Linked DNA regions of Mus musculus: region 1 is linked to region 2. Evidence: chromatin loops called from intact Hi-C (ENCODE). Cell type or tissue: left cerebral cortex. All regions are shown on one strand. Each heading gives the region's core, and the rest is flanking DNA. Links, peaks and the distances in the headings are about the cores only. Region 1 holds the start of Cdc25a (cell division cycle 25A). Region 2 overlaps Pfkfb4 (6-phosphofructo-2-kinase/fructose-2,6-biphosphatase 4).

Evidence for each region. Hi-C counts contacts between places; a loop is a spot of excess contacts. Peaks named below come from ENCODE experiments on the same cell type or tissue, not always from the same donor. Only the 100,000 strongest peaks of a DNase experiment are listed, where the experiment ranks them.
Region 1: it touches region 2 in a loop (2.4-fold over the local background); 10 of 42 quality-filtered maps call a loop at or near these places.

The regions. Positions count from the first base shown.
Region 1 is chr9:109,867,731-109,882,746 of GRCm38, reverse strand. Cdc25a (cell division cycle 25A) reads right to left here and starts at 7,168. Exons shown (of 15, transcript NM_007658.3): 1 at 6,588-7,168; 2 at 5,513-5,586; 3 at 4,437-4,479; 4 at 3,480-3,516; 5 at 2,812-2,913; 6 at 1,170-1,274. The coding sequence starts at 6,757. In left cerebral cortex, for the core only: a CTCF peak has its summit at 7,411; DNase peaks (open chromatin) are centred at 6,192, 6,723 and 7,307; H3K4me3 peaks cover 1,764 bases; H3K27ac peaks cover 674 bases.
Region 2 is chr9:108,992,989-109,008,004 of GRCm38, reverse strand. Pfkfb4 (6-phosphofructo-2-kinase/fructose-2,6-biphosphatase 4) reads right to left here. Exons shown (of 14, transcript NM_173019.5): 2 at 9,030-9,146; 3 at 8,796-8,892; 4 at 2,367-2,433; 5 at 647-721; 6 at 257-313. Among named protein-coding and RNA genes, the nearest start is that of Pfkfb4, 8.6 kb to the right of the region's middle. In left cerebral cortex, for the core only: CTCF peaks have their summits at 4,622 (motif pointing left) and 7,105 (motif pointing left); DNase peaks (open chromatin) are centred at 4,613, 7,077 and 9,246; H3K27ac peaks cover 1,109 bases.

The DNA.
Region 1 (15,016 bases), core at 4,258-12,257, 870 kb before region 2:
CAGTATCTCCATCAGACAGCTCACAGCTGCCTGTAGTTCCAGCTTCACATGATCCTAAGGCCCTGGCCTCCTAGGGCAGCTATATGCATGTGTGCATACCACCCCGCTCCACAAAATTAAAAAAAGTGATTTAAACTAAAATGACAGCTGCCCAGTATTTAAATGAGGGATTATGATGTCCTAGACAGCAACAAAATCTTTACAACTATAGTCCCATTTAAGGCACACCACTCGCTTCTGGTAGTCAATCTCTTTTTTCTTCATTGTGACTAAGTGTTCCCAGTGTTCATTCTATCTCAGTCCCAGGTGTAGCTGGGACTACGTGTGTCGACATAGCCAAATAATCTTTTGCTTTTTGTTTCTTGAAACTGATGCTTAAGGGGTACCAAGATCATACACCTCATCTATGCAATGCCCTACCTTGAAAACGAATTTGGTGTAGTGGCAAACACTTGTGATCCTACAGGCAGGAGCAAAAAGAATTCAAGACTAGTTTTGACAAATTTGAGGCTAGCCTAGGGATTTAAGGGATTCTGTCTCAAAAAAAAATTGCGAGTAACAGCAAACTCTCCAGTCCAAACAAAAGCCAAACCAGTAGATAAGCACAGGCTTTTAAAGTCTGCATCCCCAGCATCCATAATACAGGTGCTCTTAATGCTTAGGCAGTTACAGATCTTAGCACTCTCACTCCCAAGTGTCTACCAAAACCAATCAGTTTCAGATATATTTTCAAACTATTATCATGTACTGAGGAACCTATAGTTAAATTCTAGTGTTTTTACATGTCCTTTGATGAGTATATCAACTTCTCTAATGAAACTTTCTAATCTGCCAAATGAGGCAACTCCAGTTAATTCATAGGCCTCAGCCATGAGCCATCAAACAATAACAGTAAACTTGCTTTTCTGTTTTTGAAACAGGATTTCATGTAGCCCAGGCTGTTCTTAAATCATAGCAGAGCTGAGCACAACCTTGAACTCCTGGCCCTCCTCCCTCTACCTTCCAGATGCCACAGCGCGCGCGCGCACACACACACACACACACACACACACACACACACACACACACACTCTCCATGTTGTAAATACGAAAGCCACACACACACACACACACACACACACACACACACACACTCTCCATGTTGTAAATACGAAAGCCAAACCACGTACCATCCGAGCTGGGGCTGAATTCTGCCTGTGTGTAAAGGGATCTTTACTCTCCTCGTAGATGTGACGAGATGCAGGTCGTATTGGCTTTTTAAATTCAAATGCTTCCTGCAAAACAACATATTTGAAATATTTTCTACTGTCCATAAAACAGCTCTAGGGCTGGTGGGGTGGCTTGGCTGGTAAATACACTTTCTGGGAAGCCTGAAGATGGATTAGAATCCCATCCCTGTACCCCACACAGTGGAGAGAGAACACACTCCTGAAAGCTGACCTGTCTTCATGTGCACCGCGGCACGCTCCCACCCAAGGCTTTCTCTTTCACTAAATAAAATTAAGGAAAATTTGTTGAGTCTAGAGAGATGGCTTAGCAGTAAGAGCAGAGTTCCTTTCAATTCATTCATTCTGTATTCTGTATTCTGAGACAGGGTTTCTTCCTGGAGCCGTGACTGTCCTGGACCTCAGTCTGTACACCATGCTGCCCTTGTCCACCTGCCTGTCTCCCAAGTGCTGGGATTAAAGATGTGCAACCCCCACAACTGGAGAACACAGTTCTAAAAGACCCAGGTTTGATTCCCAGTACCCACAGGTTGGCTTACAACCATCAGTAATTTGTTTCAGGGGATCTGACACCCTCTTCAGGCCTTTGCAGACACCAGGAACATACATGGTACACAGACATACACCAAAGCAGAACACCATGTGCAGAAAGATGCATGCCTATCTTTAAGTTACAGAAGCACACTTGTTATTAAGTACTAAAACCAGTAACTGCTAATATCAGTTTTTATTACTAAGTACTCTCTGAACATAAGCTTATCTAATCATCAAATACAACCTGCCTGTTCAGTAAGAAAACTACATCTACAGGTTCAATGGTGTGCCTACGATCTTGAAGCCAGAGAGGACCACTCCAGAAAGTTATTTAATCTATCTATTTCTCCTTTAGAGCAAAGCTTCCAGGAAGACAACCTTGGGAGAAGTCAAGTTTGAGTCAAGAGCTACATCTAGACTTTGGTCCAGTTGTACTGGAAAGGTTGACAAACTGCTCCAAGCAGTCAAGGAGGGAATCCATTTGCATGGAATACCTCATGATGTCTCCCTAAGTTGCCAGACAAAATCTGCTTTCATACAAGACGTAGGTTTTGTAAGGGTTATTGACTGGTATTTTGGCAGGAAATGGGAAACAACAAATATATGGAAATAGAGTGGCCGAGAGGCAAGCCAATCAATCTGACCAACTATTCTAGACAAGACACCCTGTACAGTTTAAGAGAGAAAGCCAGGCAGGGCACACATGGACTTCTGGATAAAACACACCATCCTCAAAGCAACCATTTCAGATATTCTCCACAGAACTTGCATGGCTTTGGATTTTAGCGTTTCAATCCAGTGTTTATAAATGTGACAGATACTCATCGGAGGAAATAAGGTACAGGAAAAAGGCGCTGGCCTAGCAAAACTCCAGCATCACAAAGCTAGGTAGAAGAAGCAAGATTCAAAATCAGATTTCTCTACTGAGAGGCTAGGTGTGGCCTTTCCATTAGTCAGGTTAGATGGCAGCCCAACCATGTCACTTGTCAGCTGCTGACAGACACTTAGGTTTCACTGCCAGCTGGGGTTGCCATGGTGATGCTATGCTTACATTTTCTTTATTTTCATCCTGGTCGATGAGGTGAAAGGTGTCGTGGTCTAGAGAATCAGAGTGGCTCCTCTTCAGGGCTGGGCTACATCCCAGGAGCTTCTGCTATCAAAGTAAAACAGAGAAATTGAGTTCACAGAGGCAAGCACAATGGAAAACTCAGGTTACCTTTTTCTTTTTTTAAGATAAGGTTTCACTTTGAAGACAAGGCTGGCCTTGAACTTGAGATGACCTTCCTGCCTCAGCCTCCCAAATGCTAAGATTACATGTTTGACCTATTATACCCAGCCAAAACTTTAATTCTTAAAGAAATGAAGTGGGGTTTGGAAAAACTAGCTTACCACCACATAAGTGCCCAGGGGTTCAACCTGCTCTAACTCAGAATGGCCTTCCACCTAATCAGACAAGGTGCATTGACCTCTTGGCAGGTATGATATAGTGCCATACCAACCCCCTAGTAACATTTGCATAAAAAGAACATTTCCTGGTTTGATAAAACTGAGGTGAGTACAAAGTCCACAAGAGGCTGTTACTGTTGAAGTTCCTCTAGGTAATACCTTACTGCCTATGTGTTTACAGGGATGTAGAAAAGCAATGCCCACTTTCTCATCGTAGGGAAAGGTGTTTGATGGAGCAATTTACAGGTATTAGCTCAAAACAACAGAACTTACAGGTAGGGAATTTATTCTCGTCAGGGAAATTTCAAGGCTGTAATGAGATCAAAAAGGTAAACATAAGAATAAAGAGATATTCATATGAGCAGATTCACATTGCTCAACCTAGAGTAGGGGCATGGCATGGTTCTCATTGTAGCATATACAAGAATAGTGTTCTCTGATCTCAGGAGCGCCCCAGATCGAAAAAACCAACCCAACCCAAACCCCAAGATGTCTCCTACAATACATACATCCGTTCATTTAAGGCCTAACGTCAAAAAGGAGAGCAGGGGAAATTACAGCTAACCTAAAGGGGGGGAAGTCCTGCAAACTGCTGGTATGAAGCAGCACTCATTCCCAGTAGTGTTTCTAGCATCCGAGCAACTCAGCAGGCACAGCTAACTACAGAGCTCTAGTCCACTGTATGAAGAACGTTATTCAAAAATTAAGTTTTGACCAGGAGCAACAGCGCATACCTTTAACCCAGCACCCATGAGGCAGGCAGGCAAGCCAGGGCTTCAAAATGAGATTCCATATCAAAAGCTAACCAACAAGTTTCTTCCTTTTGGGAGGTTCTAGGGATTCACCCTGCCTGGGGCCTCACATACCACACGAGCACTCTATCACCGAGTTTGCACTTTATTTATTTATTTATTTATTTATTTATTAATTAATTATATGTAAGTACACTGCAGCTGTCTTCAGACACCAGAAGAGGGAGTCAGATCTCATTAGGGATGGTTGTGAGCCACCATGTGGTTGCTGGGATTTGAACTCGGGACCTTTGGAAGAGCAGTCGGGTGCTCTTTGCACTTTGAGACAGGATCTTACTACATTGCCCAGACAGGCCTTGAGTGTCTGATCCTTTCGCCTTAACTTCCCGAGTAGCTGAGACCGCAGGCCTGTGCCACTGGGCTTACTTAAGGAAAACTTTCCTTCTAAGTAGAAAATTTTAAAGTAACGAATACATACTTTTCTTTACTGTCCAAGGGCCCAGGAGAATCTAGACAGAAACCTTTGAGAAATAAAAACAAAATTCTTAGGAAGTAATACACATTCTGGTGTTAAGCAACATTTCCTAAGTGCACCCATGGATCCTCTATTTGCAAATACCATCAAGGGAAACAAGATTGAAGAGGCCAACTAATATCAAGATTGACTGATTTTTTTTTCCCCAGATAGTACTGACCCCTCTAAGTTTTTGTGGAGTTATTTTTTCAAATGTACTCATTTAGGGGTATGAAAAATACAACCAGGTAAGTTCAGTTCCAAGGGGCCAATCTGGTGTATATAGTGACACTGTGTCTTCAAAAAGTAGCGTTAGAGAGATGTTTCAGAAGAGCACAATTGCTCTTGTAGAGGACCTGAGTTCAATTCCCAGCCACCACATGCTAACGCCAGTAACTCAGTTCCAAGGGATCCGACACCCTCTCCTGGCCTTTGAGGAAAGTACACACCACATGCACACACGAGAGGCATGTGAGCCAACATCCACATATATAAAAGCACACATTAAAAAAAAAAAAAAGAAAAAAGAACTGGAATAAAGATTTGGCGCTTCTTCTCTTCATAAACTGTCTCAGGAGCTTCCTCTGTACTCTACTAAAGGGTGTTTGTCACTTCACACCACACCACACCACACCACAATTTCTATGTGTACTGTTGCCAATTAAATTCCTAGGCAAGATGCTTCCCGAATGGCTGACTCCAGATGAATGTGAAGGCTGAACGGACACCTGGAGTGGTCAGGGGGATGGATGGTGGCCCATGCCTTTAACCACAGCACTCAAGAGGCAAGAGGCCAATGTGATCTACATGGTGAGACCCTGTCTCAAAATAAATAAATTGATTTAATTAAATTCTTAAAAATAAGTGGCTTAGTGGTTAGTAGCACTTGGTGCTCCTGTAGAGGGGACAAATTCAGTTCCCAGCAGCCATATCAGGCAGCTCACAATGGCCTGTAACTCCAGCTCCAGCGGCTCTGATGCCTTCTGATCTAAACACACACGAGCACATACATAGACACACATGAACAGTAATGGCAATACCTGAATCGGTCGATTCTGAGGAGCCCATTCTCTGTAGACTGCTGTTATTTCTCACTTCCATTTTCTCACAGTCACTGAAACCAAGAGAGGCACCTCCACATGAGCAATTTCTAGCACATGATTAAAAAAAAGGTGACATACAGGCCACGAAGTAGCCAGGCTGCCACAAACCATCTTTGAGAGACCAAGCCAAGGACACCCCACTTGGCCACCCAGAATACCCCAGTTGGCATTTAAACAAAGAAAGGAGTGAGTGGTTTGGCCTTGGGCCACATTGTCAGACAGGCCTGTGGCAAGGGCTGGGTTTCCTTAAAGGAGAGCCTCAGTCTGAGGTTCTGAGTGAGCCAGGAGTAAGGGCAAAGGTGACTAGGCCAGGAGTCCCAGCTTTTCAGGGTTTGCAAAAGTTGTAAGACAAGTTTAGGAGGCGAAATACCCAACATCGAAGGAAAAGCAACTTCACTAAAAATAGTGTTAAGCATTTTTGTTAGTGATAGTGGTGTAGGACTACAAAGTCCTCGAAGATTTCCAATATGGAAAAGTTAGGTAAAAAGTGATAGCTTAAAAAAGGTAGTAGATGGGTAGATACAAGAAACGTGCCGGCCAGGTGGCTGCATAGATTTTACACAAATGCAAGAAAAGAAAATGCCACGTCCCTTTGTTGAGAAGGAACAAAGCTTACAGGAAACTAAGATCCGGCGCGGGTGGTTCAGCAAAGAGGGCCTAGGAGGACCCATTCTCACCCTCCCTCCCAACCCCCATAAGGGTAGATTCCAAAGACTTTTCTGGAATAGAGACAGCGTAGAGAGAAATCTGAAAGGGGTGAACAAGACAGGATGCCCAGCAGGCTTCCTCGATCTCCGCGGTCTGGCTCTTGGCTGAGGATAGCCCTGGACTATCCGAACGGCCTCTCCCGCCCAACATTCCGCCCGGGAGGGAGGGTGCACATGGCGGGCCCTAGCCAGGCCATTCCGGGTCGGAGCATCAGAACCAAGTGGACAGACTCTGTTTCCTGCTGGATCATCCCGAGGGCCGACCAGAGGCCAGCGGCCTGGGGCATCGCTCGCTGGTCTCTCACCTGCCCAGTCCTTCCAGCTGGTCCATGGTGACCGTCAGGTTGGTGACAGGGGACAGTCCGCCAGCAGCTGACGCGCCAAACAGCATCTTCCCCGTGGGCTGCGGCGCAGGCGTGGGGCTGCAAGCGAAGAACAGGCGGCGGCGGTGGGGGGGCTCCGGGCCCAGTTCCATGGCGCCGCCGGGCCTGCCCGGACTCCCGCTCCGTCTTCCTCCGCCTCCGCTGCGCCGGGCCCCGCCCCGCTGGCACCGGCTTCAGCCGCGTGCCACGCCACCAGCGCCCGCGGGTCAAACACAAACACGACCCCGCGGTTCAGAGACGCGGCCGCCACGGGCAGCGGCGCGGACCGGCGAGCGTAGGGGACTCGGCAGGCGCCAGGCACAAGCACCGGTGCTTCCCTCTCTGTCCCGCGAGGCCCGCAGGCGGGCGGGCGCCTGCAACCTCAAGATTAAATCCAAACAAACTCCGTGGAGGAAGAGTCTTGAGACCACCGCTCCGACTAACTCGCCTCACTTTTTTTCTCCCTCCTTGCTCCGTAGCCGGCTCGCAGAGAAGGAACCTTCACTTCCCTCACCACCAAAGTGGCCTTAGCGTTAATTGCTGCACACTCAGGATAGCCGCCGCCCCGCCCCTTTCCTAGTTGGCGCCAAACGGAATTCACCAATCAGGAAGCAAACTTCTCCTCGCTCCCGAATGACAGCTGAGCCGGACCAATGAGAAGGAAAGGAGGAAGCGTCTCGTGGGCCTCCTCGAGGTCACGCCCTCTCTCGGTGGGGGCGAAGCCTGAAGAGTTGGGAGGTGGCTGAAATGAGAAAGGAGTCAATGAAACTTTCTGTGGGGGCGCTAGTCCCTACCGAAAGGCCCCGCTCTTTTTCAGTTGCATGCTGGGTAGTGTAGTTCCTACAGCGTGTGCTACACACCTGTCTGAGCTACTGAGCATAGTGCTGTGCACTTTTTTTTTTTTTTTTTTTTTTTTTTTTTTTTTTTTTAGGAGACAGAGAGACTAGGGAAGGCCATCTGGACCAGGCGTTGGCTCTTCTCTAACTGTGTGGTACAGTACCATGGATCCTGGATCCCTCTTTTCCTTCACAGGACTTCAGGCTCTGATTTTGTCTTTCTTTTTTTCTTTTTCGAGACTGGGTTTCTCTGTGTAGCCCTAGCTGTCCTCGAACCCGCTCTGTAGACCAGTCTGGCCTCGAATTCAGATCGATCTGCCTCTGTCTCTGCCTCTCGAATGCTGAAATTAAAGGCATGTGCCACCATTCCTGCTCCAGACTCTGATTAATTAATTTAATTAATTTTTGAAATAGGGACTTTTTTTTTTAATAGCCCGGGCTGAAACAGGAGTAGTTGAGAGCTATGATCCACAGATAGCAAGCAGAGAGAAGGGGGTGGGGGGAGGTGGGATGGAGAAAGGAAGAGGGAGAGGGAGGGAGGGAGGGAGGGAGGGAGGGAGGAAGAGAGAGAGAGAGAGAGAGAGAGAGAGAGAGAGAGAGAGAGAGAGAGAGAGAGAGACTTTGCCTGGTGTGGGTTTTTAAGAACTCAAAACCCACTCCCATCTACACACCTGTTCCAACAAGGCCACACCTTCTCTAAAATCCCTCCCAAACAGTTGGGGATCAAGCATTCAATCATATGAGCCCATGGGAGCCATTCAAATCACTGTAAAAGTACTAGGCAACATTTAGTGTTTATGTACATGACAGTGTTTCATGTGTGATAACTCTACTAGTGTACTTAATCTTTACAAGTCTTACATCACAAAAATAATTCCAGGAGGGACCAGAGTGAAGGGAAGGTAGTTACTTTATTCACTATTTAGATGAATAACCATTATATCACAAGACATGGTTATGGGCTTCTTAAGTATCTTCACTATGGCCATATTTGTGATTCCATATATTTTTCTTTTGAGACAGGGTCCCGTGCAGTCAGGCTGGCTTTGGACTCTCTATAGTCAAGGATGGCCTTGAATTTGATCTCCCAGTTCACCACTGAACTTAGTTTTGTGCTTGTTAGGTAAACACTTCTAAGTAAGCTACATCCCACCCTACCCCCATTGAGCTTCCCCAGTTACATTGCTCAAAGGATGTAATTTGAGCTGGGGAAGGTGAGAAATACCTGCAACTACAGAATGTGGGAGTTGGAAGCAGAAATTTAAAGTCACCTTCAGCTGCACAGGGAGTTCTAGGCCAGGTGGGGCTACTTAAGGCCCTTCTCAAAAAACAAGCAACACCAAAAAAAAAAAAAAAAAAAAAATGTAAAGCGGGGCGTGGTGGCGCACTCCTTTAGTCCCAGCACTCGAGAGGCAGAGGCAGGCGGATTTCTGAGTTCGAGGCCAGCCTGGTCTACAAAGTGAGTTCCAGGACAGCCAGGGCTATACAGAGAAACCCTGTCTCGAAAAACCAAAAAACAAAAAAAAAAAACAAAAAAACAAAAAAACAAAAAAAAGAAAAGAAAAGAAAAGAAAACAACAACAACAACAAACCTAAGCAACAACAACATTAAAAAAAAAGTCTTGGAGCTGATAAGATGTCTCAACAGGTGAAGATGCCTGTGAGCCAAACCTGATCTTTATTTTTCGAGACAGGGTTTCTCTGTATCGCCCTGGCTGTCCTGGAACTCACTCTGTAGACCAGGCTGGCCTCGAACTCAGAAATCCCCCTGCCTCTGCTTCCTTAGTACTAGGATTAAAAGTGCGCACAACCACTGCCCCATCAATGTGTAAAGATCAAACAAAATTGAAGTAACACGATATGAGTTGGCTTGCTTATTTCTCTTAAAGGTTTTCTCTTGTAAACGAAGTTGCAAGGGAGCTTGTACAAGGCCACAAACTTTCTGGCCCTGAGTAAGCAGAGCTGCTATTTCAGTGTTCTTCATATTTGTTGCTTGTTAGTGGTACTGAGGGTGAGTTTATTTTTAAGAGTTTTTATTATTATTTATGTATGTATATGTGTGTCTGTGTATGTGCAAGTGCCTGATAAAGCCAGATGCATGTCCCATCCCTCAGAGCTCCCATTACAGGTAGTTCACAGCGACCTGATATTTGTGCTAGGTGTTGAACTTGGGTCCTCTGTAGAAACAGTACCTGCCCTTAACCCCTGAGCCATCTCTGCTGTGGTGGACAGTCTTTTCAGACAGAGTTTCTTGTATCCCAGTCCCTGGCCTCATGGCCTAAAATAGTTTTGAACTCTGGTTTTATGGATGCCTGTTCCCAAGAGCAGGGACTATAGGAATGTGCCACCATCTCCAATGTAGACTGGGGTCACACAAAAATAATATAGACACTATCTCAACCTAGCTGTCTTGCTTTTTTTCCCCACACATCATATATATTAGAGATGGTTTGATTTCAGCAGATAAGTGGCTAACAGTTTGGAAAGACAGATTGTTTTTGTTTCATGCTAATTTGATCGGAGGTCACATGCTAAACTCTACATTCCACTGAGCTGCCTTCCCAATCCAGCTCAAAGAAAAGGGTTGGTTTGTTTTGTTTTTGTTTTTCAAAGGGTCTTGATATGGAGTTCTGGCTCCTTTAGAAGTTATGTAAAGCAGGCTGGCCTAGAACTCACAGAAATTCACCTACCTCTGCCTCTGTAGTGCTTGCACTAAAGGAATGGTCCACCACAAGCAGGTTTTAAAAGTTCACAGTTTTGAATTAGGCAGAGTGGCGTCCACCTGCAGTCTGAGCACTTGGGAGGTAGAAGGGGGAACTAGGAGAATAATGCATTTGAAGTCACCCTGGGCTATACAGTAAGCCCAAGAGACCCTGCCTCAGAAGGAAAGGAAGTCCCCGCCCTCTCCTTAGACATTCTGGTCCTCTGGGTTAGTTTGGGTCCCACCTGAGATTTATATAATTAAAAAATTCTCTAGATTATTTGAAACAGCTAGGTTTGGGGACTACTGACCTGACTTTTTCATTTTGCTTTTTATTTTGCCCTACCTTCTCTGGATCTTGCTATATATAGCCCAGGCTGGCTTCAACTTTGCAACAATTCTCCTGCCTCTAGCTCCCAAATCCTGGCATTACAAACATGAATCACCATGCCCAGCGAGACCCCAGGATTTAATTATATTAATTAAATGGTAGTTGTATTGGTTGTTATGAGTAATAAGTTTTGTAGATGGTATTTGGGGAACAGGCCATCTGCTCTGTAGATACAAAACTATGGCTTGTATTTCAAAGGGAATAGGAATTCATTCTGGAGCCAGAGATGAGTGACCATGGCCCAGAAACACAGATTCAGGCTACCCCAAACACCCAACACTTTCACTGATAACACAAAGAAAATTATAATCAAGGTACTTTAAAAATACATTAGCGGTTGGGCCTGGTGGTACAATCCTCTATCTAATCTCAGAACTCAGAAGACAGAGGCAGGAGGAAGCCAGTTTGGTCTACACAGTGAGTTCCAGGACACCCAGGAGTAGAGAGATAGACCTTGTCTTAAAAACAAACAACCAAAATAAATAGAAAATGAAAATACATAGGTGGGTCCAGTTTGGTGGTACACACCTTTTAGTCCCAGCAAGGGGAGGCAGATCTCTGTGAGTTCTAGACCAGCCTGGTCTACCTAGTGAATTTCCAGGATAAGCCAGGCTTCATAGTGAGACCCTGACTTAAAACAAAATAAGACATTGTTGGAAATAGCCAAACAGAGGATCTCTGTATGGATGCCAGTGCTTTCTTAACCACTGAGCCATAGCTCCAGCCTCTTATCTAATAACAGTCTATGCCTTTGGGCTGATGCAAGCAAGGAGTCAGTGGGCACATTCCAAAATGGTAGTCGCACAGATGTTAGGGGAAACACAGAGATGGCAATAAACAGTTATTTAGAGGGTTAAAGATAGCTCAAGATAACGTGTCTCCAGACTTGCCTCATTCTGGGGCTGCTAACTGCTAAACCTGAAGTTTTAATCGGTCAATCAACCTTGGTGACTGTTTTACCAGGGAGGGTGTGGCCTTCTCCTGGAAACGGATTTACCTCCTGGTTGTTCAGTGCGAGCTCAGGAATGCCAACAGTTTCCAGCACAAGCTTCATGATCGATCTTTCATAGGCTTTCCCTGTACTGTTCCCAACATTCCTGGTCTCCTCCCCTCCCTCAGCTCAGAGAACTCTTACATCCCCCTTTCTAACAGGACTCTGGAAGAGTGCACAGGGCATCCTTAAATGGAAACACTCTTTCTAAACTTCCTGCCGCCGCCCCTCCCCCCGCCCCCCACTGCCCCTCTACACAAGACAGCACTTCCTTCCCTCTGCTCCTCTGCAGGGCTGGGTTCAGGTGAACCCCCTAGCACTGACTCCTCCCAGATTGGTCCTTCTAACAGTAAATCTAACTACAGCCTATTGCTAAAGCGTGTAAAGCATCTCTAGTTGTTACAAAGCAGGGGCTGGGCTGCCCTCGGTAAACTACGCTTTGAATTCTAGGCCAGGCTGGACTACCTGAGACCCTGTCTCAGGAAACAAATGAGTGTGGCATGGCAGCATACATCTTTAATCCCAGCACTTGAAAGGCACAGGCAGGTGGATCTCTGTGAGTTCAACGGCAGCCTGGTTTACGTAGTGAGTTCCAGGACACTCAGGGCTACATAGTGAGACCTGTAGTAATAATAAATAAAATAAAAGAAAGAAAGAAAGAAAGAAAAAGAAAAGGAGGGAAAGGAGGACGGAGGGGGGAAGGAGAGGTGAAAATTACAACCTCCCATGGTTGAAGATACAGAAAATAATATTTTATATATATATATAACATATATATATATATTTTCAAGGAATGGTAGCACGGGCCTTTAATTGAATACCAGCACTCTGGAGGCAGAGGCAGGCAAATGTCTATGAGTTTGAGGCCAGTTTGGTCTACATAGTAAGTTCCAGGTCAGCCAAGGCTACATAGTGAGACCCTGTCTCAAAACAAACAAAACCTTATACCAATAGGCTCACAATGAAGCTCATCTGGCAGAGAGGTGCCATGTTTCAGTTCCCAGCACCACATGAGAGCAGCTGAGGTAGTACGGGATAAACCTGAATCCCAGGATTTTCAAGGTCTAGGCAGGAGGATCAGAAGTTTAAGGTCATCCGTAGCTACACAGTAAAATTCAAAGCTAGCCATGGATACAATGAGACGGGTCTCAAAAAATAAAATAAGAGCCTAGAGAGATGATTCGGCGATTAATAACACTTGGTGCTCTTATAGAGGATACTGTTCAGTTCCCAGCCCCCATGCCATCTCTGTTTCTAGTTCCTGGAGATCACACACCCTCTCCTGACTTCTGTGGCTAACAGGCATGTCTTGTGGCACACATATATACATGTAAGCAAAACCTTCATACACATAAACAAATCTAAAATAAGATAAATTTTACCAGATGCATGCCTATAATTCCAGCCTTTGGGAAATTCAGGCAAGGGAACCTCAAATCTAAGATCAGCTTGAGTAACTTTGACACCTTGTGTCCATAAAAAAAATGCAAATAGAGTTTTTAGGGCAGAGCCATTAGCCACTCTGCCTCCAGAGTCTCAATGAGCCAATTAAAGATACATGTAAAATGCAGAAATTTATTCAATATGGCCAAGTTGGGAAGAAGAAATATAAAGGAGTCTACTGGCCTCACCTCTGTCTTAGGGTACTGACATGGGAATTAGGTTTAAATAGAAGGCAAGAATGCCTGATTAAGCAGTCCTGACCAAGATATGGTCTTACCCACCACGGTCAGGCATCCTGCAAATTGCTCATCTGCCATCATTGGCATCTCTCAGGATCCAATCTGAAAGAAGATTATTTCTCCTTCAGGGTAGTCCCACCCTCCTGGAATACTGCCTCCTTCTTCTTGGTATTTGTGTGCAGTGGTTTGTCCTGTGACATTCTACTGTTCCAGGAATCCAGGGTGTCTCAGAGAAAAGGGTAGCTGGGCAGTGGTGGCGCACGCCTTTAATCCCAGCATTTGGGAGGCAGAGTCAGGCAGAGTTCGAGGACAGCCTGGTTTACAGAGTGAGTTCCAGGACAGCCAGAGCTATACAGAGAAACCCTGTCTCAAAAAACCCAAAATCCAAAAACCAAAACCAAAACCCAAAAAAAGAGAAAAAAAAAAAAAGAAGAAAAGAAAAGAAAGAAAGAAAAGAGAGGGGGCTGGTGAGATGGCTCAGCAGTTAAGAGCGCCGACTGCTCTTCTGGAGGTCCTGAGTTCAAATCCCAGCAACCACATGGTGGCTCACAACCATCTGTAATGAGATCGGACACCCTCTTCTGGTGCATCTGAAGACAGCTACAGTGTACTTACATATAATAATAAATCTTTGAACCAGAGCGAGCAGGGTTGACAGGAGCGAGCAGAAGTCCTAAAAATTAAATTCCCAACAACCACATGAAGGCTTACAACCATCTGTACAACCTCGGTGTAGTCACATACATAAAATAAATAAATAAATAAATAAATAAATACATAAATCTTTTTTTAAAAAAAAGAAAGAAAAGAGAGAGAGAGAAGAGGAAGAAGAAGGAGAAGGAGAAGGAGAAGGAGAAGGAGAAGGAGAAGGAGAAGGAGAAGGAGAAGAAGAAGAAGAAGAAGAAGAAGAAGAAGAAGAAGAAGAAGAAGAAGAAGAATGACTTCCTGGTCAGGTATAGCTTGAGGTACAAATGACAGGCTCTTAATACCTTGCAGATTCAAGAGAAGACTCAATGCTTTTTAGTAAAATGCTTTTTTAAAATTTCAATAAATTGTTTAATCATACAACATGCAGTACACTATTATATACAGTTGAGAGAGACAATTAGGGATGGGCAGCAGCCTCGGAGTGCTTTTTGATGAACCCTCACCTACCTACAGATGAGGAGAAATGAGTTGTCTGGGAACTGCGTGGCTGATCCCAAATAGTCTCCTAGAGGTTGCTGTGAGGCATGAGATGATAGGAAGATAAAGTACCACGTGGAGCTTTTTGTTTTTGTTTTTTGTTTGTCTTTGTTGAGAGAAAATCTTTTTAACTTTGTTTTGCTGTTATTTTATTTGTTTGTTTATATTTTGAGGCAAGGTCTTGCTTTGTAGTTTAAGCTGGCCTGGAACTCACAAAGACCAGGCTACTTCTGCTTTCCTGATGCTGGGATTAAAGGTGTGTGCCACCACTGACCGGATTTATTTTTGTTTCATTGTGTGCGAGAGCACTTGTGCAGGTGTGTATGTGCGTCTATGTGTGTAAGTGCTTAAGTGCCTATTCAGGCCGGAAGAGTTGGGTCTTTCTGGTGCTGGACTGACAGGCCATGGGAACCTCCTGACAGGAGTGTTGGACATCAGACTTGGTCTTTGGAAGAGCCCAGGAGCCATCTATCTCCTCAGCCTCCTGACTTTGAACTTGTTTACACTTCTTAAGAGTAAACACTTACATATATGTTTGCTTCATTTAGAGAGGCTAACCTCAAACCCAGTGGTCCTCCTCCCACAG
Region 2 (15,016 bases), core at 3,430-11,429:
TGCTGGCCAGGGCTGTGGGGGAGGGGAACGCAGAGCAAGGAACGGGAAAAGAGCAAGAACGAAGGCCCATGAGGCACACAGCCCTCTACACAACTGGTCCTCAGGACTCCAGGCTCATCCACCTCCCCAGTCCCACAAAATTTAAGATCACTGAAGGTCAGGCCAAGAACCAGCCCAAACTGGGACGGGAACCTCACTGTCAAACGGCACCTGTCTCCTTCGTTATCATCCCAAGGAAGTCAGATGTACTGCTTACCACGATGTTGGCAGCAACAACCTCAGGATCCACACAGATAGATTCAACAAAGAAGGTCTACAGCAAGGACAGAAGACGCAGGGAGGGCAGGGACAAGACCACAGGCACGGTTAGTGACTTGCATTTCCTCCCTGAGTGTCCCCCTGCACCCGCGGCCATGCTGACCAAGCTGGAGTGTCATGTAGCTAAATGAGGTATCACTGTGTCCCGGGCTCTCCCACTACAGCCCTAGAAAGCAAATTCCAGGAGGAAGGGAAACTGCACCTCCCTCTCAAATCCCTCAGCCACTCGATGCCCAGTGCTCACGAACACTGGGAGGCTGCAAACGGAGTCTCCGAGGGTCCAGATACACAACAGCTCAGCTAAGAAAGGGTGCCCAGAAGATCTCACCTTGTAGCCATTCTGTTCTCCAAAGTTAAAGATCATCGCTCTCCGCTCTCGGGTCGTATTGGTTGCATCAAAAACCTAGGACCAAACTGGGGTGAGTTCAGGACTCTGGCCCAGGGCTGCAGCCCAGGCGCCCTTGGGGCCCCGGGCTTCCTGCCAGGATGCTGCCCAGGCCAGAGTCTGACCTGGCTCCTGCAGCCTCTCATAGAGAGATGTGCTCAGCAGTGCTCGCACAGCAGCCGCTCGATTCACCTGCGACCAGAGAAATCTAGCAAAACCAGCTAAGCCCAGTACTGCGATTTGGATGTGGTTTTTCTCCTAAGGTTCATGTCCAAGTTCTCCCAAGAGAGATGCAAGTCTGGCCTACCCAGCTCCGTGGTTTTCTATCTCCAGTGTGATCTTTCCCTCAGTGGCTCCTGTCACAATGCTATTTAGACCCTTAACAAAGGCTGGGGGGTGGGGAAGTGCCCAATCTAGAACCTTTAGCCTCACAACTGTAAGCTAAACCTCTTTTGTGAGGGACGGAGACAGGATCTCACTATGCAGTCCAGGTGGCTTTGAACTTACTGTGTAGGACAGTCTGGCCTCAGACAGGCAGCAATCCCCCTGCCTATGTTTCTCAAGTGCTGAGATTACAAGTATGTGATACCACACCTAACAACACCTCTTTTTCTTTTTTATATATTTTTCACTATATTTAGTGTGTGTGTGTGTGTGTGTGCATGTGTAGTCAAGCCAGAAGACCCAAATTCAAACAGAAAAAACGTTTTTTTGTCTGTTTGTTTTTGTTTTGTTGTTGTTGCTGTTTAAATCAACCAACCAACTGACCAAACAAACATCAGGACATTTCTGCTAGGCAAGGCCTCACCCCAAGTATTCCCCAAGCACTATTCTGTTGTTTGGACATGGGCTCTCAGGCACCCCAGGCTGGCCTACAGCTCCTTATACAGCCAAGGACGCTCCAATCCTCCTGCCTCTACCTCCGTAGAACGGGAACTACAAGCACGCAAAACCATGCTCAGTTTATTCCGTGCTAGAGGTCAAATCCCAGACTCCGCGCCTGCTAGGCCAGCACTGAGCTACACCTCCAGCCTCTTAACTGAAGAATGGGATCTGTGGGACTCACTTCAATAACACAAGCAGGTCAGCAAAGCCGAGAGAAGGGGGCCTGGGTTACAGGACAGGTGCTTTTCCCAGGACCGTGATGGCCGTGCCACAGGTAGTAGATACAAGTTGGAACTGGGGTCTGAGAGCTCCAGGAGGCATGGCTCCAAAGGGAAATCGGTAGGAATGAGATGCACGGGCCAGGGGCGATCTTCCTCATGGTTACCCCAGCTCTCCCTGGACCCACACTTCATCTGCCTGCAGGGATCATCCAGCAACCTGGTAGAATTCCCTCCCCAGGGTCTGGAATGGTAACCGATATGGGCAGGGCTCCCTAATCCAGAAGTTAATGTGTGGAACACTGAGGTATGCTGCTGCTGGTGCTAACTTCTAGAAGGAAGAACTGCGGCGTTAAATGTAGATTCAAGTCCAGGGGAAACGCAGGCCCAGACAGTTCCTTCTGTATGCTTCTTCCCTGGCTAGCACCCTCAGGCGTGCAGGGGCACACCCATCCCACTCACTTCCCTTCCAGGTGCCTGGTAAGCAAATGGTGAACTGGGCGTGGGGTGAGGGGAATCCTAAGTCTCACTCTTGACTGTTTCTAGGGTGTCACACTTACCGCCACATGTCCCCCCTCCTCACTGAGGAACTTCCGGACATCACTGAGGGCTGCTAAGGCACACTGCCTTCAGGAGAGAAAACACAGAGTGAGCTTAGCATCGGACCTTTAACCCTACCACAGACAGAGGAGGGGACAGACAGGGGAGGGGACAGCCCTCCGGTCTCCTCCTTTTTCATCTGTCAGCTTGTGGCTCTCATCTGCTGTGTCCCTGGCTGTCGGTTTTCTGAACGCTACTTTCCTTTGTCATCTTATCGGGGACCCGCTGTCACTCTGCCATGTTCACGACTCTGAAATGTCATGCGTGGTCTATGATTACCAAGATAAGTGCTTTTCATGAATTAATTTATGTTTGGTTTATTTATTTTATTTCGTGTATATGTGTGTTTTGCCTGCATGATGTACATCGTGTGTGTGTGTGTGTGTGTGTGTGTGTGTGTGTGTGTGTGTGCGCGCGCATGTGTGTGTGTGCCTGGTGCCCTCAGAGATCAGATGGGGGTGTTGGATCCCCCAGAACTCGAGTTACAGGCGGCTACGAACCACTATGTGGATGCTGGGACTTGGGACTTGAACCCAGGTTCTCTGTAAGAGCAGCAAACGCTCTTAACCTTGGAGACATTTCTCATTTCTCTGACCCCGGGATAAATGCTTTCCAATCAGACATTCTCTGTGCTGGGGCCGAGGGCAGCAAGGAAGGACACATGGCTGCACATGTCCTGGAAGAGAGACCTCCACAAACCACCCCCTAATGGAGCAGGCTACCATCCTCTCTGCCTCTAGCACAGCGCTGTGCCCGCTCAGCTCTGACCCCGGATGATCAGGTGCAATGATACACTTAGATGCCTCGCTTGCTGTAAAATGACGGCCACGTGGAGGCCATCCCCACTTAGCCCACTTCTCCTAAAGGTCTGGAGAGACAAAGCTACCTTTGCTTTGTTTTGCTTGAGGGAGGTCTCACTCTATAGCACCGGGTGGCCTAGAGCTCGCTATATAGACCACGCTAGCCTTGAACTCACAGAGCTCCACCTGCCTCTGCCTCCCACGTGCTGTATGTTTGCTTTCTATCTATGACATTCTCCCTTTTCTTTTCTTTCTTTTTTTTAAAAAAGATTTTTACTATTTATTTATTTTATGTATGTGAGTACACGGTAGCTGTAGAGGTGATTGTGAGCCTTCATGTGGTTGTCGGGGGTTGAATTTTTAGAACCTCTGCTCGCTCTGGTCAGCCCCACTCACTCAGTCCTTGCTCTAGCCCAAAGATTCATTTATTATTATTAGTTGACTTCTGATATACCAGAAGAGGGCATCAGATCTCATCATGGGTGGTTGTGAGCCACCATGTGGTTGCTGGGATTTGAACTCAGGACCTTTAGAAGAGCAGTCAGTGCTCTTAGCCGCTGAGCCATCTCGCCAGCCCAACATCCTCCCTTTTCAAACAAGCAATGCTAGAGATGGAACCCAGGGCATGGCCCACTCCAGGCAAGCCCTCCCACCTGTGCCTCACTTACTGTCATAGACCAGTGCTAGATCTCCCATCTGTGATCTCAGGATGTGCATGCACCCCACCCCCACCCCCACCCCCACCCCCACGTGTCAGTGTCAGTGTCAAAGGACTATACTGCATAGATGTCATTGTGGAGCCAGGTCCAGGTCACTAGGTAGCTGTGCCCTCGTGCCTCCTGGTGATCCTCTGTGCTCTGTAGGGTTTTCCATTAAAGCTGCAAAGAGCTTTCCTCTGGGAGTTGTAGAGAGACAGCTCAGTGGTTCATGGCAACTGTGGAGCTTTTAGAGGACATGAGTTCAGTCCCCAGCACCCATCAGACAGTGCAAAACTAAGCAACTCTAATGCCAGAGATCTCTGTAGTACTTGTATGTATACGGCGCGCGCGCGCGCGCACACACACACACACACACACACACACACACAAAGATATTTAAAAGTTAAAAGAAAGCCAGGGAGTGATGGCAGCACACGCCTTAAATCCCTGCACTTGGGAAGAGGAGGAAGGTGGATCTTTGTGAATTGGTCTACAAAGTACAGCCATGGCTGTTACACAGAGAAATCCTATCTTGAAAAACAAAAATAGACAGACAGAAGGACAGACAGATGGACAGATGGACGGACATTAAAGCAAATCTTAAGGGGATAGAGAAATGGCTCAATGGTTCAGAATGGTTCTGGCTAATGTTCCAGAGAACCAGGTTCAAAACCCAGCACCCACATCCAATTCTGTGGACTCTGGCTCCCTCTTCTGGTTTTTGAGGGCATGGCAGGCAGATACACACATGCAGAAGAAACACACAAAAATAATAAAATGAAAGAAAAATTTAATCTTTAAAAAAATGTTTTTAAGGGGCTAGAGTGATGGCTTAGTGGTTAAGAGCACTGGATGCTCTTTCAGAGGACCCAGGTTCAATTCCAGCACCCACATGGCCGCTCACAAGCACCATAACTCCAGTTGAGGGAATCCAGCACTCTCTTCTGACCTCAGAGGACACCAGGCATGTATGTAGAGCACATGAAGTCACAACACTCACACATATAAAATAAAGGATAAAAAACATTTTTTAAAAAAGTGTTTTGCCAAAATGTCTGAATTCTGCGTCTAGAAAACGAGCACTGCTGGCCCATTTTCCGACCAGCCTGCAGGTCAGTATGTTCTGGGCTAAGCTTGGCAGCTGTTCTGACTGTGGATCTACTGTGGAGGAGGAATCCCAGGGCCTCAAAGAAAATGCCAGGAGAACATCTTAGGGGCCTGCGTGCACACTCATGTATGAGTGTACACATACACTTGTGCTTGCATGTCTCTGTGTGGGCATGAATGTACTGTACCCATGTATGGGTTTGCAAGTGTGCCGGCGTGTGTGAGAGCCCCCTGGACTCTTGCTGGATGAACTGAGAGATCCTGTGGGACTCCAAGGAGACAGCTTCCATGCTGGTTCCTGTGGACTTCACGCCATGAGCCTTCCCTTTCTGTCAGTTTGCTGTAGTGGACCTTAGCCGTGAGTCCTGGGAAGTCGGCAAACCTGAAGGGAGTCTTAGGGTCCAAGTGTGCTTGGTGTGCAGATGTAAACAAAGGCTGAGCACGTGTGTACGACTCAGTATCACACCCTCAAAAATGAGCCCAAGTGAAGATTCCCACGTGTGCGTACACACTCTCACAGACAGTGTGGCCATATGTGCTCAGGGGTTGTGCATGTATGTGAACATGCCCATGTGCGCATATGGTATATAGTCTCATGTGTATGTAGATATGTGCATATAAAGTATACGCATGAGGTTATATGTCCATGGTATACACAGGGAGCTCATGTACGGTAAGAAAACAGGATAGGAATGTGCCTGGTGGGGTGTGTGTACATACATGTGCCTGTATAGATGCATATATGAGCCAGCACAAACTTGTTTACACCTTTGTCTTACGTGATTTTGTATATTTGAATGTTATGTAGCTTTTGAGACCTCGACAGTGGGTGTGCGGATAGAAAATCGCCCCTTTCTTCTCCTTCTCAGACTTCCCATTTTTAAGACTTCTGGTGTGCTCCCCGCCCCCACCCCCGTGGCAAATGCCTGTAATCCCAGCGCTTGGAAGGTGGAGACAAGAGAGTCGGAAGTTCAAAGTCATTCGTGGCTATGTAGTAGGTTCAAGGCCAGCCTGAGCTCCTGTGTGGCATCGATCTCAAAACAAAACAGAACAAAAATTCCTTCTGCCTGGCCTGAAGGTGAAGCCAATCTATCAAAAAGGCCCTGGTTCAATCCCTGGTACTGCAAACAACAACAAAGGAAAAGCCAGAGCAAAATAAAAACTACTTCTGGTCCTTTTTTTTTTTCCAACTCCTTAGAAGAAAAACTGGGATGGTCCGTGGAAATTGGCCCTGTGGCCCAGTGGCTAGATTCAGGCTTTAGGTGTAGAACAAAAACAACAGGACTGTCTGTCCCATCCTCTGCCAGAGGCTCCTGTGTCCCTGCAGGTGACCTCGGGTTAGTTCCTCCCACCTCTCTGTCTGGGTTTCTCATCTGAATTACTCCCCACATGCTGGCCTCTCAGGAGCCCCAGGGAAACCGCTGGCAGCTGGGGATACCGACACCACAAACACTACATCCCCACACGCTACTCCTCTAATTCAGACTGAATGGCCCCAAACAGTGTTAACCCATCCTAAGCTCAGATGCACACCTGGGAAGGCACCACCACTGAGCAAACGGGGCCTACGCCTTGGCAATGCTTTAGATTTTGCACCTGAGATGTTGACCTATTAGCCATGAGATATTTAGGTGAGTGGATGATGGGAAGTTGTTGTTGTTGTTGTTTTGTTTAATTGATTGGTTTTGGGTCTTTTCAGACATGGCCTCATGCTGCCCAAGCTGGCCTTGAAGTATGTAATGGATTGCTAACCTTAAACCTGACCCTCCTGCCTTCACCCCCTAACTGCTGGCACTGTAGGCACGGACCTCCAAACTCAACAGTTACTTCAAATGTGAAGAAACCTGTACAGAGTATATGAGACTCTTGGACTTTGTGAGCCTCAGTTTCCTTGCCTATAAAATGGGGACAACGGATATCAGCCACCAAGCATGCAGTAGATCCAAACATCAATACATCTCCTAGCCTCCAGTCTTACCTAAATGTCAGACCCCTTCTGGGTGATTTCCCTGTCTCACCCCTATGACTCAAGAGCAGAGGAAGCAGATTTAAGTACACAGTGGGGTGCGCCTGCCCCCTGGTGGCCATAGGGAGAATAGGTAGTAGCCTAGTGCACAGCTCCAGGTCAGAACTGCGAGGCTGGACTTGATTTGAGAAAGTCACTACTACTGTCCTACCAAGATGCAGAGGCAAGTCTGCCACCACAGCTGACAAGGGGCTTGTGGTGGTAAGTGACTGTCAAGCTGACACAGCCTTAGAGTCACCTGGAAAAACTCTCCATGACAAACTGTCCGCATCAGGTGGGCCTGTGGGCATGTCTATGAGGGATTTTAAAAAAATATTTATTTTTATGTGCACTAGTGTTTTGTTTGTATTTTAAGTCTGTGTGAGGGTTTCAGGTCCCCTAGAACTGGACTTACAGACAGTTATGAGCTGCTGTGTGGGTGCTGGGAATTGAACCTAGGTCCTGTGGTAGAGCAGTGTTCTTATCCACTGAGCCATCTCTCCAACCTTTGATTTCTTTTTTCTTCTTCTTTTTTTTTTATTAGGTTAACTGAAGTGGGAAAACCTGCCTTGACCATGTGGGTGACACCCTATGGTGACCTGGTCCCTGAACCGTATTTAAGAGTGAAGAGCAAGCTGGGCAGGCAGGCAGGCACACACTTATCACCTCTCTGTTTTGAGCTGCGGGTGTGACCAGCTGCTTCTGAGTCCCGCCTTGACCTCTCTCGGTGGACTGCAGTCTGAACCAGTAAACCAAACCCACCTTTCTCCCCTATGCTCTCTCTTATGCTTTTGTCTAGTGTCTTACCACAGCAGCAGACATGAAGATAGAACAAGGCTTATTTCTGTTGTTATTTAGAGACGGGTCTCACTATGTAGCCCTGGCTATCTGGAACTCACTATACAGACCAGGCTGTCCCTGAACTCAGAGAGATCTGTCTGCATCTGTCTCCCAAGTGATAGGATGAAAAGTATGCACAGTCATGCCCAGCAGGACACAACTCTACGAGCATCCCACCAGCCCTTCCAATAAGGACATTTCATCACTCTTCAAAACATTACGCCTTAATTGGGAGGGGGACAGAGATCGTGAGTGTCAACTACTCATTCCACAGCATCCAAGCCATGTTAGACTAAACCCAAGGCCTGGCTGGCACATGCCAAGAACATGCCAAGCACATGCCAAGAACATGCCAAGCATAGGACAAACATACTCCAGTACTGGTGAGAGTGCCCATCTTGGGACAGAAAAGAAATAATAATATGCATCTTCTAGGGTAGCCTGGAGTAGACAAACAGGACCTCCATGTCATGCGATGGTCCCAGACACGTCCTGGGTAAGCCTCGCCTTTCCCTGAAGCCCCTTCCTTCCCATAGAATGTCCTTACCAAAGGTCCTTAACACTGGGGCAGGGAAGGGACAGCCATCAGGAGGCTACACACAATTTCTCCCTAAACCCATTATATGCCAAACTCTCTACAACCTGAGAGGTTAAGAAGCCAGACCTACAGCTGGGCATGGTGGCACACACTTTAATCCTAGCATTCCAGAGATGGCAGCAGGACTCGGCTCTGAGGTTCCAGGCCCTGTCACACAGCATCGAGCCAGCCCCGGCACCGAGCCAGCCCCAGCAGGCAGTCACTGCACTGAGTAACTGCAGCTCAGGAGCATTCAGAGTTTGAGAGAGGAGGAACTTCTTAGCAAATGGGTTGTAACTTAACCAAGCCTTCTCTAGGGCAATGCCCCACCCTCACTCCTCCCCCACCCTCACCACACTTACTTCCTGATTTTCAGGCCTTCTTCATTGTCTGGGAGGAAAAACTCAAAAGATTTGTACGTCTTGACTATGTCCCGGCGATACTGACCAACGTTGAATTCTGGGGGGGAGGAGAGACAGGTCAGGAACCCTACCAATCCCTGCCCAGGACTCTTCCCTGGGTCCTGACCACCACCCAGGCTGGCTTCTCTCTTTCCCTGCCTCCACAGTCCTCCCATGATCCCCTTGGAGCCTCACCCCGAGTAGGCACGCCAATCCAGTTGAGGTACCGCGTCAGCTTCTTAGAAATGTAGGTCTTGCCCCGGGCTGGCAGGCCCACCATGACAATGAGTGTCGGACAGTTAGTCATGCAGACTGGAAGGCAAGCAGCACTGTGATAGTTAATGTGGATTGTCACCTTGGTGGGATTTACAGTCACCATGGAAACAAGTGTCTGGGCTTTTCTATGAGGGAGTTTCTAGTAGGTTAGCAGAGATAGGGAAAACCTGTCTTAAATGTGGGCAGCCAGCATGTGGGCAGGGGGCCTGGACTGAAAGCAAACAAAAACCAAGGAAAGATGAGCAACAGCGCTCATCCATCTCTCTGCTTCCTCACCGTGGCTGCCATGTCGCCAGCCACCTTAAGCTTCTGCCGCGCAACTTCCTTGCCATGATGGTCTGTCCCCTTGACTGTGAGCCAGAAAAAACATTTTCTTCCTTAAGGTATGTTGTCACAGCGACAAGGAGAGCAGCTAGTTTCAGGCACATGGCCACAGGCTGTTGGATCACTAAGTCTCCCTCTCGACCGTGTTGGATCAGCCTCTGGGCACAGGATTGGTACCAGCTGTACGTCCCTGGCTTCCTGGCATCAGACAGCCCCCTAAGAACCCCCAGAGCCAGTCTTAGGCTGACATTTGCTCTGTTCCCAAGACTCTATGGGCTCTGGAACCTCACCGGCCGCTCTATCACAAAGCACACATCGGTATGTATACAAGGCACAGGCCAGCAATTGGACATTCTTAGGGAGCTGTCCATTGCCCAAAGGACAGAGCCAAAGCCTGCCCCTCTCACACAGGAATCCATATCCTAATCTCCATCTACCTCATTTAACAATGTGCCAGTTCCACCGTGGTCTCCTGGTCTCCTCCTTCAAGCCAAGCAGTGGTGGTGCACGCCTTTAATCCCAGCACTTGGGAGGCAGAGGCAGGTGGATTTTTGAGTTCGAGGCCAGCCTGGTCTACAAAGTGAGTTCTAGGACAGCCAGGGCTATCACAGAGAAACCCTGTCTCAAAAAACCAAAAACAGAAAAAAAAAAAAAAAAGTCTCCCTTCAACCTGTCCTTTTCCAAGAGCACCTGCACACGAACCTGGGGCATTTTCACCCCTTATTTGGTCACCTCACTAATGACTACAACTCTAGACTGATTCCTTGGAGTAGCCGTTATTAGTGACTGTCCACCAAGCCAAGCAACTACCAGCTGTGCCTAGGTTTGTTGTTTATATCCCCTCGTGGAAGTGTGAGCAGGGTTGGGAGACCCTCACCGGAGTATCCGGCTACACACTACCACCTGCTGTGTGTAAGGACCCCTCACCTATGTTCTGTAAGGAGGTCCAGTCAACTCATCAGCTTAGACTGAACTTGTGGAGCTGTGCCTCCGAAGGCCACTGGGACATTAGGAAGAGGGGTAGAGCTTGTTTGAATCTCCCCCAGGGAAGGATTTAACCACACTATCCCTGCAGTGCCCCAGCCACCCATGGCCCTGGCCCAGCACCGATGTGCAGTAACTAGGAGCAGGGAGACAAGAAGTACATCAAGGTGAGGGTCACATGGGACTGAAGCAGAGGCCCAACAATGACAATCCTCTTAATAGTCTGCTCATCTCCATTTTACATGCTACCAAGTCGGGATGTCAATCAGAGAAGTTGCCAAGGCTGGAGGCAGGGAAAGACCTGTTCACAGCGTCCCTGCGCTTCAGCTGCCTGGGACTGATGACCAAGCAGCAGGAGAGCTTGTGACTCAACTCAGCTTCCAAAGTGACCAAATGTGACCCCATCCTAGTCACAGGAGCCTTCTTTTTCATCACCCATAGGACCAGGGACAGTAAAACCAGAGGAGATGGTTGGGCGGTGGTGGCTCATTCCCTTAATCACACAGCACTTGGGAGACAGAAGCAGGAAGATCTTTCTGAGTTTGAGGTCAGCCTGGTCTACAGAGCGAGTTCCAGGACAGCCAGGGCTATTAAACCAAACCAAACCAAACCAAACCAAAAAGCCCATAGGGGACAGACTGCTAAGCAGATGTGGTGAGCTGTCCCTGCCTCTCCTCTGTCCACTTAGTTGCCCTCCTTTGCCAGACTATAAAGAACCCCCTTAGCTGTCTCTCTAGAGCACAGAGCTCAGGGACAGCTCTACCTGGTGTCAGCAATCAGGCAAGCTTCCATCCCTGTTTTGAGTCTGGCACCTTCTGGCAACTCTAAGTCTTGCCCTCACAGCATGATTTAGCACTTTCCCCAAGGAAAAGCTGGAGCTTGCCTGGGAAGCTGCGCCCTTCGCCTTGCTCCAGCAGCATCCTGGACTATGGACACAAGCGAACTTCAGCCCCAACGACACTCAGGTCAAGGGATGTGGGCGGCATCATTCCTGTGCATGATCCAGACATGGAACCCCCGGGGGGGCGGGAAGGAGACGTGGGCTGAAGCAAAAGGGAGGACACTTGCAGAGTAACCTCAGTATTGGCTAAGGTTAGAAGAAACCAACGGAGTTAAGCAAGGCCCTGCCTCCTCCTCAGGCCCAGCAGACTTCTGGAGTCTGTTATTTGCACAATTCCTGCCCAGGCTGACAAGGAGTGCTGAAGCAATTTAAAGAGAGTATATCAGGGGCAATCCATCCGCCTGTCCCTACCGATGGACACCTACACACACATACACACTACTGCTCCCTCAGGGGCAGTACTGAGGCACTGTATCTAATCTTCACACCTGTCCTAGAGTTTCTGTTGTTGCGATGAAACACCGTGACTAAAAGCAACTTGGGAGGAAAGAGTTTATCTGACTGACACTTCCATATCACTGTTCATCACTGAAAGAAGTCAGGACAGGAACTCAAACATAGCAGGCACCTGGAGGCAGGAGCTGACGCAGAGGCCTCGGAGGGTGCTGTTCACTGGCTTGCTCATCATGGCCAGCTCAGCCTGCTTTCTTATAGCAGCCGGGACCACCAGCCCTGGGATAGCCCCACCCACAATGGGCTGAGCCCTCCCCCATCAATTACTAATTAACAAAATGCCCTACAGGCTTGCCTGCAGCCTGATTTTCCAGAGGCATTTTCTCAGTTGCGGCTCCCTCCTCTCAGATGACTATAGCTTGTGTCAAGCTGACATAAAAACTAGACAGCACGACATCTATTTTTCCAGAGTAGACCTGGGCCTCCTCCCACAGTCTCTGGTGACAGTGCCCCTGTTCCCCTCTCCCATCAACCCACAAGGTGGGCAGTCAGGGCAGCAGATTGGATCTGGGCACAAAACAAGGCAATAAATTGGTGATCACCTCTGCTCCTTAAGATAAGCTTCCCAGCAAAGAAACAAAGCAAACCAAAGTTCAAGAGCATTCGTGGCAGCCCTGCCTACAACAGCAAGATGTGGAGATAGGCCCTCGAGGGAAGAAATTATTATACACAGGGCAGAACCAGGGGGGACACTGCAGACCTTGAGAAAAGTGAGAAAAGGTGGGGTCTGCAGTCAGACGCTAGCCCTGGGCCCATAAGGACTCCAACATCTGGTAGCCAGCACATAACACCACACACAGAAAGAAGGAAGTCAGAAGACTTCCTGTCAACTCAGCCCTCTCTGCTTACTTTTTCCATATATTTACTGAAGGCCACAGAGCCTCGGAGCCTAGAGGCCTGAGACATCTGTGGCAATGGAGAGCTTATACCTGCCCACCTACTTCCAGGCACTTCTGCCAAAGGCACAGCCACAGTCCCTGGAGTGAATTCCAGGTAGACACCTGAATTGACTACACCTGTTTCCCGCATCTTGACCACACTGAGGAAGGAAGAACTCTTCAAAATTAAGCAACATCACATGACAGTCCCACTCAGGGGACAGAAGTTGACTCTCCAGGTGCCCTGTGCATACACACAAATCCTGTCACATCTCAAGTCACTAAAAGAAGCCATCAGAAAACAAGACTCGGGGCTGCAGAGATAGCTCAGTAGTTAAAACCGCTTCTTCTTAGCCTGGTGTTGAGGCACACGTCTCTTTAATCCCAGCACTCTGGGGGCAGAGGCAGGCGCATCTCTGTGAGTTCAAGGCCAGCCTGGTCTACAGAGAGAGTTCCAGGCCAGCCAGGGCTACACAGAGAAACGCTGTCTTTCAACAACAAAGCTCTTGCTCTTGCAGAGGACCAGGGTTTGGTTCCCAGCACCCACAGAGGAGCACAAGGGTCCAGAACTCTAGTTCCAAGGGATCTGGTGCTGCCTTCTGACCTCTACGGACATTAGGCACACACACAGTTCACAGACCTACATGAAAGCAAAATACTCAAACACATAAAATAAGTAAATAAAACCTAGGAAACTTAAAAAGAAAGAAACAAAGGAAGACGGACGGACAGGCAGGCCAGCAGACAGACAGAGGCAAGAGAACACAAGGTCAACACTAGCCCAGTCTACTACATCCTCAAAAACAAAAAACAATATCCTACCTGCCACGGTACTGGGGTCCCTCATGCCCTGTCCCATCTCCTCAGAGCTCCTAAAGGTCTAAGCTGGGATGCTAATGGTAAGGAAGACTAATAGCTTCCAGACACGTCGGCGTGGCTCTGGGTTATATAAATGTATCAAATTTTATCAACTGCTTATGGTGTTCGAGACTGGAGAACGTGCCTGTGTCAATTGGCACCAACACCAACACCCCAAGGAGCTGGGGACCCCGAGGAGCTGGGGACAGCAGAGAAAACCCACCAGCAGCCCCAACTAGAAGCAGGCATTTTCTTCCTCGGAAGGGTCTTGGTCAGGCCATCTATCCTTCCTTGCCCTAGGGGCTTTACTGTCCTGGCAGTCTTCCAACCTGGCCCCAGGTCACTGGTCACAGGTGCATACAGAGAGGCTGACTGGCTGTGCTGTGACCTCTGGGATCCCTGGCTAGGGCACACATCTGTAAGCCTCATCTTTGGCCATGTCACCTCCCGTCCAGAAAAGTGTATGTAGCCTTGGCTGTTCTGGAACTCATTGTCAGGCTGGCCTTGAACTCAGAGATCCATATGCCTCCTCTGTCTCCCTGGGACGAAAGACACGTGCCACAACCACGTGATACAAGAGCCACATTTCAATCCTATACTTAGAACTTAGGGAAAGATGTACAGGCCTGGCCTTGGGAGCAGACAGAAGGGTCTGGCTCAGGCTGACACCTCAGTCCCCGACTCTGATGTAATAAAAGGCAAAAAGGAGATTGGTGGTGGTGAGATCTACTTTCCTTTCTTCCCTCTGTTTGTGTTTTGTTTTGTTTGTTTATTTTTGAGACAGAGTCACTCTACAAAGCCCTCACCACCCTGGGACGCACTATGTACTTTGAGTTGCTTCAAACTCAAAGAGATCCTCCTGCCTCTGCCTCCTGAGTGCTGGGATCAAAGGTTTGCACCACCACACCCAGCTTGCTTCCAATTTTCAAGTATTTACTTGTTAGAGGCAAAAATGACAATGGTCTCATCCTAGGCTGAGGTCTAAGGGTTGGCTCCTTGTCCAAGATCACACAGCTGGTCCAGGATGTGGCTTGAGCGTTACTGTCCCCAAAGTCCAGGTCCCTGCCCTTCTGTAACGGGGGCAGCCACCCTCTGGTCTGGACGGCTGTCCTAATAGACTGGCAAGGAGCTTCTGATTAATTCTTCCTTTTGGAAGCTGGCCAGGCTAAATCCACAGCCCCTGAGGACTCAGAATGTGTCTGTCTGCACAGCTATGGCTCCACCAGTACCCATACTGTGGTCAGAGCCACCACCCACAGGAACACAGTCTGCTTCTGAACTACTGCCATTCTAGGAGGACCCAAGTCATGATCATATAACACACGCCTTCCCCACTCCCAACCCCTCTCATTATGGTAATGGTCAAAGTCGTGGCCTCAGGCTGGCCTTGGCCACAGAAGCGTAGAGGACCCTCCCCTCCCTTATCACACACAGCAGCCTTTAGGAATGCACGGAGACCCTGGCACATCACACAACAGCCTGATCTCCATTTCCATATCTGCGCCACC